Linked DNA regions of Mus musculus: region 2 is linked to region 1. Evidence: chromatin contacts called from ENCODE POLR2A ChIA-PET data. All regions are on one chromosome and are shown on one strand. Each heading gives the region's core, a stretch centred on a gene start or an enhancer-like site at or near the end of the contact. The rest is flanking DNA. Distances are from core to core; before and after follow the strand shown.

What was found. ChIA-PET counts read pairs that join two places held with the same protein, here RNA polymerase II (POLR2A).
Region 2: POLR2A ChIA-PET joins it to region 1 with 10 read pairs in embryonic stem cell. The contact joins the promoter of Bud13 here to the promoter of Apoa1 in region 1. POLR2A ChIA-PET finds 5 or more read pairs at or near these places in 3 of 5 experiments (Patski and embryonic stem cell).

What each region holds. Positions count from the first base shown.
Region 1 is chr9:46,222,824-46,230,086 of GRCm38, reverse strand. It overlaps Apoa1 (apolipoprotein A-I), which reads right to left and starts at 1,457. Exons shown (of 4, transcript NM_009692.4): 1 at 1,351-1,457; 2 at 1,088-1,149; 3 at 818-971; 4 at 1-282. The coding sequence starts at 1,130. Sik3 (SIK family kinase 3) reads right to left here. Exons shown (of 25, transcript NM_027498.3): 25 at 5,893-7,263.
Region 2 is chr9:46,279,068-46,285,608 of GRCm38, reverse strand. Bud13 (BUD13 homolog) reads right to left here and starts at 2,597. Exons shown (of 10, transcript NM_146000.2): 1 at 2,436-2,597. The coding sequence starts at 2,578. Zpr1 (ZPR1 zinc finger) reads right to left here. Exons shown (of 14, transcript NM_011752.2): 12 at 5,854-5,940; 13 at 5,628-5,693; 14 at 2,966-4,571. The coding sequence ends at 4,437.

The DNA of each region.
Region 1 (7,263 bases), core at 208-2,707:
AGCTCCTGCAGCTTCTGGCGCGCGCTCTCCTGCAGCTCGGCGCCCAGAGGCGCCACCTTCTGGCGGTAGAGCTCCACATCCTCTTTCCATTTCTTCTGGAATTCGTCCAGGTAGGGCTGCACCTTCTGTTTCACTTCCTCTAGGTCCTTGTTCATCTCCTGTCTCACCCAATCTGTTTCTTTCTCCAGGTTATCCCAGAAGTCCCGAGTCAATGGGCCCAGCCGTTCCTGCAGCTGACTAACGGTTGAACCCAGAGTGTCCCAGTTTTCCAGGAGATTCAGGCTAGAGGGGGAAGAGAGCGGCTGAGAGACGAGCCCAGGCATCATGCGCTGCCCCTGGTCTGCAGATCCATGCACATGATAGCTGGGTGCCACCTGTCCCCTAATGTGCAGTTGCTATGGTCCTAGTTTCCCCGAACATGCAACCCTCTAACTCACTGCCTTCCCTTTACATTCCTCTGTACACATGGCGGAAGGCACCAAGAACACAGATGTGGTCGGTGCTGGTTACAAGGCCAGTCCCGTTTTTTGTTTTTTGTTTTGTTTTGTTTTGTTTTGGGTGCTGTCTGACCAGTACTGGGGGTTACCAAGGAAAAGGGATTTGGCACTCATAGGCTGAATGAGGGGCTGTGGTTACCCAACAGCCAGATGAATCCCATCCCTAGTCCTCCACTGGAACCTGCCATGGTGCCCAGCTGGTAGGAAAGCCCGTGAAGGGCTAGCCAGCTCAGTTCCAGCATCTTCTCACTGGTCTCTCTGCCCACCCTGGATGGGCAGCCCTTGACCTGCTCCAGGCCCCACGCTAGGTCTTTCCTTACTTCAGCTGTTGGCCCAAGGAGGAGGATTCAAACTGGGACACATAGTCTCTGCCGCTGTCTTTGACCGCATCCACATACACATTAGCGAAATCCTTCACTTTGTCCCATTGGGACTGGGGTTCATCTTGCTGCCATACGTGCCAAGCCTGGCTCCCTGGGGATGGAGGGGAGACCCATGTTAGGTTAGACTCGGAGTCAGGGAAGAGAACAGTGGGAATTCTGTTCTCTGTGCCCAGGAAGGTAGTCCCACGCAGGTCAAGAGGCACCTACCTGTCAGGAAGACCAGAGCCACGGCCAGCACCACAGCTTTCATCCTGAAGGGTGTGGGTGACCTGAAGAAGAAGAAGGAGGAGGAGGGCTGGGCTGAAGGGAGGCATTGTCATGGAAAGGCTCCACACACAATTCAAGCCCATGGAAGCATTGGCTAGAATGGCTAAAGGTGCGAGATATCCACGGTATTGATTTGGACAGTGGAGCATCAACTGGGAGGCGCTATGGAGCCAGAGCCACCGAAGGCAGGTAGCAGCACTTACCTCCCCGGAGCTCTCCGACAGTCTGGGTGTCCAGCTCTTCTTCCCTGGTCTATATATGTGTGTGGGCAGGGGCTGGGCTGGGAGACTGATAAGCTCAGCCTGGCCCTGCCACTGCTTACTTTTGCTGGCGATGTGGAACTTAGAGTTCAAGGATCAGCTCTGTTCCTGAGGCTGGGCAAACAGAGTGGGCAAACAGGAAACTGCGGGGGCTGCCGAGCTGGGATCAAGGGTTCAGGTGGGGGCAGCAGGGGGTGGCTGCAGACTCCAGGGGTCCCCAGGGGTAAGGCAGTTGCACCATCCCGAGGTGTATGTCTTCTTCAAGATAGTCTCATGGAGCCCACTCCTGGACTCCTCTGTGTTGCTAGTGCCCTCTGAGCCTGGAACAAGGGAGGGAGGGAGGAATTGTGGGCTCCTTCACTCACAGCCCCACCCCAAAGTTTTTTTTTTGCTTTCCAAGGGGTTCCCCCTTTCACCTCACCCTGGTCCCCCAGGTTTGGGGATTTGTCTTTCCAGATGCCACATGTTTAGCCAGCCTCCCAACCCTAAATCCAAAAACAACTGAGGTGTCAGCCTGAGTGAGATGCAGACAGGCTCATATCCCCAAGCTGAGGATGAAGACCCCTCTGATGCTTCAGAAGAAATGACAGAGGCCAACATGGAGTTGTTAGCTCCTTCCTTGTCTCCCTCCCTCCTTCCCTCCCTTCCTTTCTTCCTTATCTTAGGTACATGAGCGCTCTGTCTTCAGACACACCAGAAGATGGAATCAGATTCCTTTACAGATGGTTGTGAGCCACCATATGGTTTCTGGGAATTGAACTCAGGACCTCTGGAAGAGCAGCTAGTGGTCTTAAACCGCTGAGCCATCTCTCCAGCCCCAGTTGCCAATGTTTTTGTTATGTGTAGATGCTGTTATTCAGCCTCCCTTCCAGAGAAAACCTCACCATATACCATGACCACTAAAAGGGGTCATGTAGTTCAGTGACGATATGTCTTCCCAGAGTGGTGAGGGCCTAGGCTCACTTGCCAGGATGGGAGAGCTGGGTAGCTGTGTAGAGTGGGCTGAGTACGGTGGCCAGTTTTTGCACTTGGAAGGTCAGAGGGTTGAGAGTTCAAAACCACAGCCTTGCCCATATAGCAAGTTTGAAGTCAGCCTGGGCTATATGAGAATATCTAAAAACAAAACAAAACAAAACAAAACAAACAAACAAACAAAAACCACAGATCATCTCTAAAATCCCATTATGGAAAGTGAGTTTTCAAGCTAAGAGGAACTTTTGAGACCATCTATTTGAGGTTCTACCATGAACTTCCTTCTAGATAAGGGCCTGTTGAGAGTGGAAGGAATTTGCTGTGTCCTTTATCTCTCAGCCTTAGAGGCAAGGATGGACCTTGCGCCCAGGTCTCTGCATTTGGGACCCAGGGCAGGAATGTACTCTGCCCATCTCCCTAGGAAACTCCCCAACTCCCTAGAAACCAGCTTGGAATCTGTCTACCAGTTCAGGGAGTGGCTGGGATTCCAGGCTGCTCCCATCCCAGGAGGCTTTGCAACCAGAGAGAACCTTGGTTCTGGGATCTGCAACTTATTCTCCAGGTGACCCGGACAGGTTACATAACCTCTCCGTCCCTGGGTCTCTTATCTGCTAAGGAAAGATAATGACAGAGCATGCCACAGCTTCCTTATGATCCCAGTCACTGTATGGGAAGCAAAATGGAAAAGATGTGTGTGCACTTACTAAGTCCAGGAACCTGTGCGTGGTGTCTAACATGGCAAATGTGATTAGGGGACTTGAACTCAAGGGTAGCCTGGGATATCCAGAGGGCACAGTAATCACAAGGGTCTCTCAATATGCTAGAGGAGGCAGAAGGGCCAAAACCATGGAGAAACTTGAGAACAGAAATAGAGACCAAGCAATCTGAGTGTGCAGATGAGCCAAGCGGGTTTCGGCTACCCATCCATGGGTGCTGGAAGAGAGAAGAGAAAATGCAGGTTTTCTCTGAATGAAAGAGTTTTCAGACAGAATATCACTCTGACAATCCCATGCTTTTAGCCATGATTTGAGCTTCTGAACTCCAGAGTTTTATTTGTGTTGTGTTGTCTGTGAAGTCTGAACACATTTCAAGCAAAACTGCTGAAAGGTGACCAACAGCAAATGGCAAGTGTTCTGCATCCCAGACTCCTGAGGTCACTGCCACGAACACATTCTGTTACTAGGCCATAGCCTGTGACCCCAGTTGCTGGCAGCAAAAATGGGGTAAGGCAGGTGTCTGGCTTGCAGGTGCTGTGATGCAGGACATCTTTTCCAGGTTGAAACCAGCCCCCGAGGGCTGTGGGAGCACTCAGAGGGAGGTGGCCTCCACAGGAGTAGTTTTTTAGGTCTTTTGGGGGTGGGGTGGGGGTGGGGGTGTCTGTTGGTTTCCAGGATGCTTCCCACAGTCCTATCTTTCTTTCTGGCTCGTTACTGAAACCGTGCTGGCTAATCCTAATTGAACCTAACATTTGCTCCGCAACTCATTTAAAGTAAACTTGAGACACCCCTGTAAGGCTGGACGCCATGTTCACCCCCTTGGTAGTTTGCCTGTCAGAAAAAACGGCAGCTCAGAGATGCTAAGAACATTCTTGCCCCCCAGCTTTGAGACAGTGCCCAAGGGGCTAGGGATCGGGTCCGGCCTCTAGTTCTCTGATGGTGATTTCTTCACTTCCAAAGCCTTTGTACTCTCTCCAGGGACATGGCTTGGGGACTGGAATCCATGACATCACGGTAGACGACTCTGGGACAACCTGACTGAGCAATAAGTGTGCTCCTGTCTTGGTATATAGTCCAGGCTGGTCTCAAACTTGTGGTAATCCTCCTGCCTTGGCTTTCTATGCTAAGGTTATAGGTGTATGCTCCATGCTCCCTCCCCCACACCCCATACTTACTTGCTAGTGACTTACTTTATCAGGAGACATTTGGTTTAAACTAGTCTAAATAGCTACTTACTGTTCTGAACAGGAAGTCTTTCTGGACAGATCAAGAGTCAAATGGGCTCATCACAGATTGAGACAGGTTGGCTGCTGTTAGAGGTGTTGGGTGACCAGGGAGTGAAGATAGTGCCTATCATTGGCATTTCTCTCACTACCCTTCACCCCCTCATCTTGGGAACCTCCAAAGTGACTCCTGGATTGGACCAGCAAGTGCTGGCCTGGGATCCCGGGAGTGCTGGTAGCTTCAGCAGCAGCGAATGTAGCCCATTTCACAACTTCTGTCTCAGCACAGATCACCTGCACAGGGCAGTGCAAGGACTCTGTCCTTTAGTGGGACTGGCACCAGAGACACCAAACATTTACTAAATGAATAACATTGATACACCAAAGCTTCTCAGACTGGCAAAGGGTCACAGAAAGGCGCAGGCCTTCAATGGTGCCAGCCCCTTCTGGGAATATGTACCCAACAAGGGGTAGTGCTAGCAGGAATGGGGAGCCAGGGCTGGGGAGGGTCTCCCTAAGCAGACTGGATCCCCAGTGATTCCTGTTTGGAAGGACACTGTCATCAGCTCTGAATGATGTTCCTGCCTCCTGCTCAGGAGACTAAAGTCTCCGTGGTTAAGTGGGTGGGGCCTGGCTCCAGTACAAAGTCAGGAAGTCTTTCTTTCCTTCTTGGAGGGCAGAGATGTCCAGGTTCAGATCCCAGAGTCAATCTGGCTGCCTCTGGGTACCTACCCGACCTCTAGCCAAAAACTTTGCAGACACAGCATCAGTGAAAGGTGTCCTGACCTTTTGGGAGTCCTTAGGGCCCATCACTGGTTCCAAAGCCAGCTCACCTCTGTGCGGTGCGTACACCTTCAAGACCTCCAGGGGCTGAGAAGGCACCTTCCACTCTGAGCAGTTTCATTGCAATTCTAGCCTCAAAGGCTTTCTTATATGCGCCTCTCCCTGCCTAAAGAGTTTTCTATCTGTATGAGTGTATGTTATCTGTACACAGGAGCCTGGGAAGCATGTCGGGTCCTTGGAATTGGAGTTCTGTGTGGTGTGAGTTGCAGGAAGTTGGTGCTCTTAACCACTGAGCCATCCTTCCAGCCTCTGTCACTCTTTCTACAAATCTCCGTATTCCCCAGATCATTGATCTTTTTTCTCGTGTGACTTCAGCTCTTTCAGCAGAGCCTGGGGCCCTGTTGGAAATTCTGCCCTCCACCTGGAATCCAGGAACAGACATTGGGAAACAGTACCAAAAGCCCTTCTGTCCTACAGCTGAGGGAGGCCACCTCATAAAGGTTCCAGCCAGGGTCAATGCAAGGCTCTCCTTCTGAGGACCCCAAGGAATCCTTTTCCCACCCAACTCTGCAAACACAAATGTGTCCCTTCTGAGGGGTTAGAGTCCACACGGATGCCTGGACACAGTGTGAGTCTGATTTGCCAGGTTCAGAGGCCAAAAGGCAAGGTGAGAATGTGCTGCTCCAAGCCCCACCCTAAGTCTGGGGACTTCTCCAGACACCTGGGTCACCTCTGCCCCTACCCCATGTGATTCTCTCAATTAGACTCTGAACCGTAAGGCAAACAACATATCAGCGTTAGTACATAATCAGGTTTTTATTTCCACAACCTCCTACAGTCCAACCAAGTCACTAAGTTGTAGATGTCCCACACAAACAAGGACAAAAGCTCTTAGCAACTTGAATCTGGAGATTATTATTATTATTATCATTTTTAGATCAACAGAAATGAGAAAGGAAAAATACTTCTTACATTTTCAAAGAACAGAAATAGCAAAGTAGATTCATATACATTCAACATATACTGCGCATATTGGTTACTACAATATAAAGCAATGGTGATCTTGAAAATAGTTCGCAAGATGGCACGGTTAATAGGCTCACTGGCTTTCGTCTGGGTGGCTCTGGAGGGTGGTGCCTGCTCTTCCATCAATCCAGTACCACGTAAACAGGTCAGGCTGAGCGTGGGGAGCAGCAGGGCGGGGCTGGAGTATCAGAGCTGGACTGAGCTTGGAAGCTGACAATGGCTTGTCAAGCTTTCTTGGGAGTCAGACATCTTCTGGCTAGTAATTAGTGACACCTGAAGTGGAGGGGAAATTGGAGGACATGGGACCACGAAACAGGTCCCCAGCCAAGCTCTCACATTGAAAACAAATCCATTCAAGAGACAATGGATTTGTTCAAAGAGGCAAGCTTTCAGGGTTGGTGCGGAAGGATAAAATGGCTAGGGACCCTGCTGGTAATGTCCAGATGCCATGGCAGGCAGCGGCTTTCTTCTGTGCATACTCAGAGGTTGGTGGCCCCTGGCTCTCAGAAATGAGGGCTGGGAGTCAGAGCAGGGACCATCCCTCTCTGGTTTTGAAGACCAGAAGAGAAGCCGGGCCGGCCTCGTTTGGCCCCAGACTTTGGTTTCTGACTGCAGAGAGAAAGGAAGTGACAAGGACAGTAGCCACTGCCTATGTGCTGCTTCGGCTGGGGAAGGGAGGCCACTGCATCCGCTGCTGGCACAGGAGAGTGGCTCACGATGCCAAAGCCAAGGAAAACACTTCAAACAGAAGTTGCAAGCCACAGTTCAACAGCACAGAATCTGGTTAAACATTTCTCTTTTAAACAAATAAACAAAATCCTTTTTGTCTTTATTAATAATAACAATAATAACAATAATATCAACATTTATCAAAAACAATTCCTACATGATCAAGAATTAAAATATAGGGGCCGAGGATGCTGGGGAGAGGAGAAGGTTAAGAGACCCAGTACAGCCTCCAATTCTTGTCTGTGACAAAGAGGCCGCAGGGAAGGGCATGTACACACTCATACGTGTGCACACAAATGGACCAACGGCCCTTTTTACAACGCAGTAGAGAATAAGAATGGAGATCACACAAACAGCACAGTGCACCACTCCTGGGTGTTCACTCATGAGGGGGAACCAGTTGGTGA
Region 2 (6,541 bases), core at 1,348-3,847, 54 kb before region 1:
TCCTTATATTGTCTCCAGCAGAAGGTGTAGCCCAGATTAAAGGTGTGTTCCACCACACCTTTAATCCCAGATGAAAGGTGTAGCCCAGATTAAAGGTGTTTTCCTTAAACTGGGAGATTCAATCTTCTGGAATCCATAGCCACTATGGCTCAAGATCTCCAAACCAAGATCCAGATAAGGATCTCCAAGCCTCAAGATAAGGGTCACTGGTGAGCCTTCCAATTCCGGATTGTAGTTCATTCCAAATATTGTCAAGTTGACAACCAGGAATAGCCACTACACCCTGGTTTTTAATAACTTCCTTGGACCTATCTTTCTTGCTCACTGTCTCCTACTCCCAGAGTAGAAATACCTCTACACACTCTTAGAATGCTTTCATTTGTATTTATCAGCCCATATTCTCATTAAATTCTAAGTTCCAACAGCCAAGGGCTAAGGCATTCTCTTATTTATTCCCTTCTTCTTGTTGTTGTTCCCTATAGCTAGCTTCCAGCTCTCTATCCTCCAGCCCAGCCTCCCCTGTGCTGGGATTATAGACTTTTACCACCATATCCTGCTGACTAATACATTTTTTGTTCATCAAGGCTTCTTCAACACAACTGTCACAGGAGGTATTCAGCCCTCCACACCCATGGACTTCACAACTGCAAACTCAACCAGGGGAAAAGGAATGGCCAATGTATTAAACAGATAGACTTTCTTTAGTTACAATGGCCTATATAACGTAACTACTGGCATACTACCTAAGCTGTAGTGGGCTTTTAAGTAATTAATCTAAGGATGATTTAAAGAGGATGTGAATAGTTGACATGAAAATAGTGTATCATTTTGAGCTTCAGGAACCAGTGCCCCAATTACTGTAAGGTGGTGGCAAGCCAATAAATAAATGTGTGCCACACAGATGAACTGTGCTGCAAGGAGGAGGTTATTTGAAATGCCAGGAACACATGACACAGCTTTAATCACAACAACCATTTCAGACAAGTAGTAAGGGGCTGGGACTTCAGGCTCAGAGAGATGAACATCTCTCTCTTTTTTTTTTTTTTTTTTTTGGTTTTTTGAGACAGGGTTTCTCTGTGTAGCCCTGGCTGTCCTGGAACTCACTTTGTAGACCAGGCTGGCCTCAAACTCAGAAATCCGCCTGCCTCTGCCTCCCGAGTGCTGGGATTAAAGGCGTGTGCCACCACGCCCGGCTGAGATGAACATCTCTTGCCCTGGACCACTCAGGCTATAAGTAGCACAGCTAGGATTCTAATTCTAATCAGTATTGCTCCAAAGCTTAAACTTTCCCCCTGCATGCCATTGCCCCTTCTTCCAGGGACATCAGCCACACTGAATTCAACACCACCTTAACTGAATATAGGCTCATCTTAACTGGTAACACCACAAAGATTCCATCTATAAATGAGGTCATGCTCAAGCTCTAATGAAGAGAAGTGTGGAAATGAGGGACTAATTCGACCCAGTTCAATGGACCATACGGTAATAATACTGTTAGACCATGATACTGCCCCACAGAGAGGGTGAGCCACACTTTGTATCCTATCTAGTACTCTCTTTAAGCTGATAAGCATTTAGTAGACCTGGGGGTGGAGTGTGAGAATGGAATTAGCCCCCAGAGTTTCAACTTTCTATCCAAAATAGCACCTTCAGTAAGCTGCTAAACTTAGGGCTGCTGCTCTAAAGCCTACAAATACAGACATTTCCTTTTGTTCTGTAGGTTGATGTTGGATATCCTAACCCAACCTTTCCAGATTCCAGTGGCCAAGTTACTAATGGACATTTCATCTGAACTCTGTCTCAGCACATCTCTTTGCAATCTGGAAGTATAGTGTTTAATATAAATGTCTGCTCCATTACAATGTTCTGAAAGCTATATGGTCAACTATTTTAGAAAGAGGCCAGGCACAGGATGTGAACTGTTCCCATTTTAGTTGTTACTGTTAGTAGTAGATGTGAGTAATAGGATATGGGTCTTTGATTCCAGATCAGTTCCTGGCACTTTGGAACCCTCAGAAAGAGATTTTTGGATCTAGAAAGAAAGAAAGAAAGAAAGAAAGAAAGAAAGAAGAGGGAAGAGAAAAAGAAGAAGGAAAGAAAGAGAAGGGAAGGGAGAAAGAGAGAAATAAAGTGAGAAAGAAAAAGGTTTGAATCAGCTTTGCTATTCTTGGACACGACTTTCAATCTGTACATGGAACGACGTAAGCTACAAACGCGGGGAGAAAGTGAGTTAAGTTCTAGCTGCCTTTAACACAAGGAAGGCGCTGCTCAGAGGATGAGGTCTGAGCTGCCAGTGGCAGCTACAATCCCGCCCCGGGGCAGTGGAGCGGGGCCTGAGCTCGGGCCGGGGTCGGCAGCACCGCGCGGGCCAGGACGAGGAAGAGCTGCGGCCGAGGGCGCCACCGGGCAGCGCGACACCTCACCAGTCCACTCACCCCTTGCCGCCAGCGCCTCCAGGCTTCGGCCGTTTTTTGCGCCGCTTGCGACCGGCCTCGGGACCTCCTTCCAAGCCAGCATCTGTCCCAGACAAGTAACGCTTCAGATACTCAGCTTTGGTGAGTGGCGGAGCTGCCGCCATGGCAGCGGCGAGGGCGGGGCAACAGCTCGGCGTGGGGGACAAAATTCTTCAACGCGAAACGGTAGGGGTGGAGCCAGAAGCGGAAGCTTTAGGACGGGGACTTTTTGAACTGCTGGACTTAAAGACTTGAGCCTTAAGAGGCTCCAGGGGAGAGTGCGTGCATCTCGGGCTGGCTGTGCTTTTCCTGAGACGACGAATCGGTGCAACAGCCTGCAGCCCACGCTGTCTCAGCTGAGAAGCCACAGGCCGATGTAACATGATCCTACCCTGGCAGCATCAGCGCCAGAGTAAGGAAGAACACCTGTATGAATGGTGGGACTTACCATAGCTGTACCACTAGGGGCACATTCTTGAGCAGCGTTTTAATAATGGACGCTGTACCAAACGTTTCAATTTCAATCACTTTTATTGCTATAAATACCTTTTGGTGGGAAGTCTGCTGGAAGAGGCTTCCGGGTACCATTTAGGGGAAGTCAAACTTGTGACTATAAAAGTTTGATAGGTTTTTATCAAACCTGTACTGACCTTCTCACCTTTGATATGTCTTTCTAAAAAATGATATAAACTCTTCCCAGTGAAATGGATTCGTGGTCAGTGTGGCAAAGAAACCAGGAAGATTCTGGAGTTTCTTCTATAAAGGGTTAAGTGTTTTATGACTTCTCACTTAACCCTCACAATTTTTTTTTCTTTCATCCAGCACCGAGGATTAAACCCAAGGCCTTTTGCACATGGTATGCAGGAGTTCTATAGAACTACATCCCCACTCTTTTGAATGTTGAAGATCTAAATTGCCTAAGCTGCCCCTGAATTTGTTAGCCTTCCTCCTCAGCCTCTCAAGTGGCTGGACACCATGACCTACCCTTCAGTTTTATTAGCCTCCTTTATAGATAATAAGAACTTTCGGGTAAGTACAGGAACCCACACATCTTCATACTGCCTGGCTCTAATTTTTGCTAGCAGAGGCCAAACAAGGATGGTGCTGGTTATCCAGTTTGAATTCGTTTTGTCTTGAATCAGGGTTTTTCTGTGTAGCCCAGGCTGTCCTGGAACTTCCTCTGTAGACCAAATCGGCTTCAAACTCATAGAACCACCTGCCTCTGCTGGGATTAAAGGTGTGTGCCACCCTGCTTTTCCAGACTGCTTTAAGCTGCATGAGAACAGCTAGACTCCACACAGGTGTACCTGGCTCAGAGCAGACAGGATGGCCTATTGGAGTGAATCAAATGCTGCCTCTACAGCAGCCACCTCAAGAAAGATTTGCTTAGGAAACTAAACTGGTTTTTCCTTCCTCATTTCTTTTCATGAAGACGGACTCTCACTGCATGGCCCAAGCTGTCCTCAGTCTCCTCGGAGCTGAGTGTGACTCAGTGTGACCCAGCTTAGTCTAGCACATGGTAATCAGTAAGGACATGAACGCAGAGGCGGGTGTCGTTTAAAGGCCATCACTTTAATGTGGCGTCTTCACCTGTGCCTGCTCGGCCCCTCCGACATCCTTCCCTGCTGAGTCAGTACTTCACATGCCCAGAGCCAGCAGAAACTTGTATTTCACTTCCCCAGACTTCAAAGGTCCAGCACTGGAGGTCAGAGAGCTGACAGGCAAACGGTGATGGCAGACCGCCTGGTGTTTCTGGGATTCTTCTCACGCCGACTTTAAAACCTCCAAAAGAAGGTCAAGGAGCACAGTAGGGCTGCAGCTGCCTCGTCCGTCAGCTGCTAATCTTGGGTGCTTACATTTCTAACTCAAGTGGTAACCTCTTCACCATGGACGAGGGCTTGAGCACTCCTCGTCAGTTCCCCACAGTAACAGATAACCCTGCAGTGTGAGTGGCACTGTAGCTGGCCAGTGAGCTGGCCACTGCTACCGCTGTGGGGCCAGGCCCGCCTCATAGCCCTCTGTCTTCATGTCATTGAGCCCGAGCTCCTCATTTTGGTCAAAGGTGCGTTTGTACCGCTCGACCTTCATCTCTGGATCGTCTTCAGGTGCATACACATTCTGCAGGGCCAAGAGCAGACAGACGACGGTCAGCGCCTGTGCAGCCCGCCATCCCCTCCCACGGCTGACTCTCAACCTCCGAAGAAATGCACAGGATTTGCAGGGTCTCTAGAGCCCACGGCTACATTCTGCAAAAGTGTGTGTGTGTGTGTGTGTGTGTGTGTGTGTATGCTAGTATCAAACCCAAGCCCCTGTACATGCATACAAGTGTTTAACCCCCAGTTCTAAGTACTTTTATATATGGGCCTTCCTATAAAAAATGTAGCCAAAGTTGGTGATTGCTTATAATCTCAGCACTCTGGAGACTGAGGCAGAAAGATTACAAATTTAAAGCCAGCCAGGCTACATAACAAAGACTTGTCTCAAAAAAAAAAAAAAAGGTTTTGAGGGAGGGGGACCACAATGATCTTAATTATGTGAAAAACTAGGCCAGTTTTGCCAGGCCCATCAGTGCTCATTAATACTAAAGTAAGGAGGAGGCCCCAGGTTCAACACAATTTTGCTGCAGTTTGATATGGATCAATTGCCAGATGTTTGCTTGCCCGTTCAGCCAACACCTCTCGGCTTTCCTGTCCTGACCTCTGGCCAGGTTCCTATTGCTCCTTACTTCACAGTCAGATGCAGAATGGAAGCTCCAATGCTGAGGGTGAGAATAAGAACAAGACAAGCAGACCCAGGAAGAGGAGGTCCTACTTTCTTATATATTCACTCTGTACCTAGGGCCCTGAGCACGCTAGCCAGGTAAACAGTTACTCTTGGCTTTTTCTTCACATTATTGTATCTTAAGACAGTCTTGAAAATCGCACAGGCTGGTCTTAAACTTTCCATTTTCATGGCCTTCTGAGGACCTAAGATTGCAGCCCTGCACTAGGTCTTTGTTACACACACTTGGGAGTCCCACTATCACCACCTTCCCCTTTCTTCCTTACCTTCCAAGTCCTGCCCAAGGCCCCAATTGAAGACTTAACAAGGCTTTCCTTGTTAAGGGCTATCATGCAAATTCTATAAAGTTCCGAAAATATGTCTCCATAGAACCACCAGGAAGGCCTAACTTACCTGCAGATAACTGTTTCCTGCTGGATCATTCATGATAAAGTGGGCCTTCATCTTGCCCTCGATGATCTACAGGAGAGAGGAGGACTTAGCAGGTAACTCTTACAAAGATCCTGGAAGGAAGAGGCTATGGCTGCGAGACAAGAGCCAATCCAGTTTACAAAGTGCAGTTCCCAAAAGTTTAAAGAAAGGGAAATTAGGATTGCAGAAATGGCCTGGGTCCTCTTACCTGGCCCAACTTCTGGCTAAACTCCTGCAGTTTCTCTGACTGGTCAGGATTAGAGCTGTCGCCCAGTGTGAATGGGTTCTTGGTTACCTGTAGCACAACAGCTGGATTACTACAACACAGACTGTATGGGTCATTACGCTGAACCACAAACCAGGGGTGGGGAGCAGTGGACTCCCAGTGGGAGAAGCCTGCTCTCCATATCCCACAACGCCTTGCTCACTTAGGGGAGGGGAGGAAGGTGGCCCGAGAACAGGACAGGAGAAGATGTCTATGAGACTGCTTTGCCAAGAAGGAAACTGGCAGTAGGGACTGGAATCCAGTAGCGTTCTTACAGTATCTAATCCCAATATGGAAAAGAAATGCAATGTACAATTCACAAAGAAAAGCCAGGCAGTTACTTGGCCTGCAGTGCCAGCACATGGAAGGCTGAGGCCGAGAGGTGGCAGGTGTGTGTGTGTGTGTGTGTGTGTGTGTGTGTGTGGAGTGACCTCAAGGCTAGCCTCAATTATATCGCAAAGCCATCTCTCAAATAAATAAAATAAACACATTTATAAGATCTAATATAATTTTGCACTACTGTTTAGGAAATACCGACAAGAAAAGTCTCCACATATTCACTACAGATGTCAAAAAGACCCCCTTCTATTTTGTAATGAGGTAAATGACTTAAGATCACAAAATAACTACA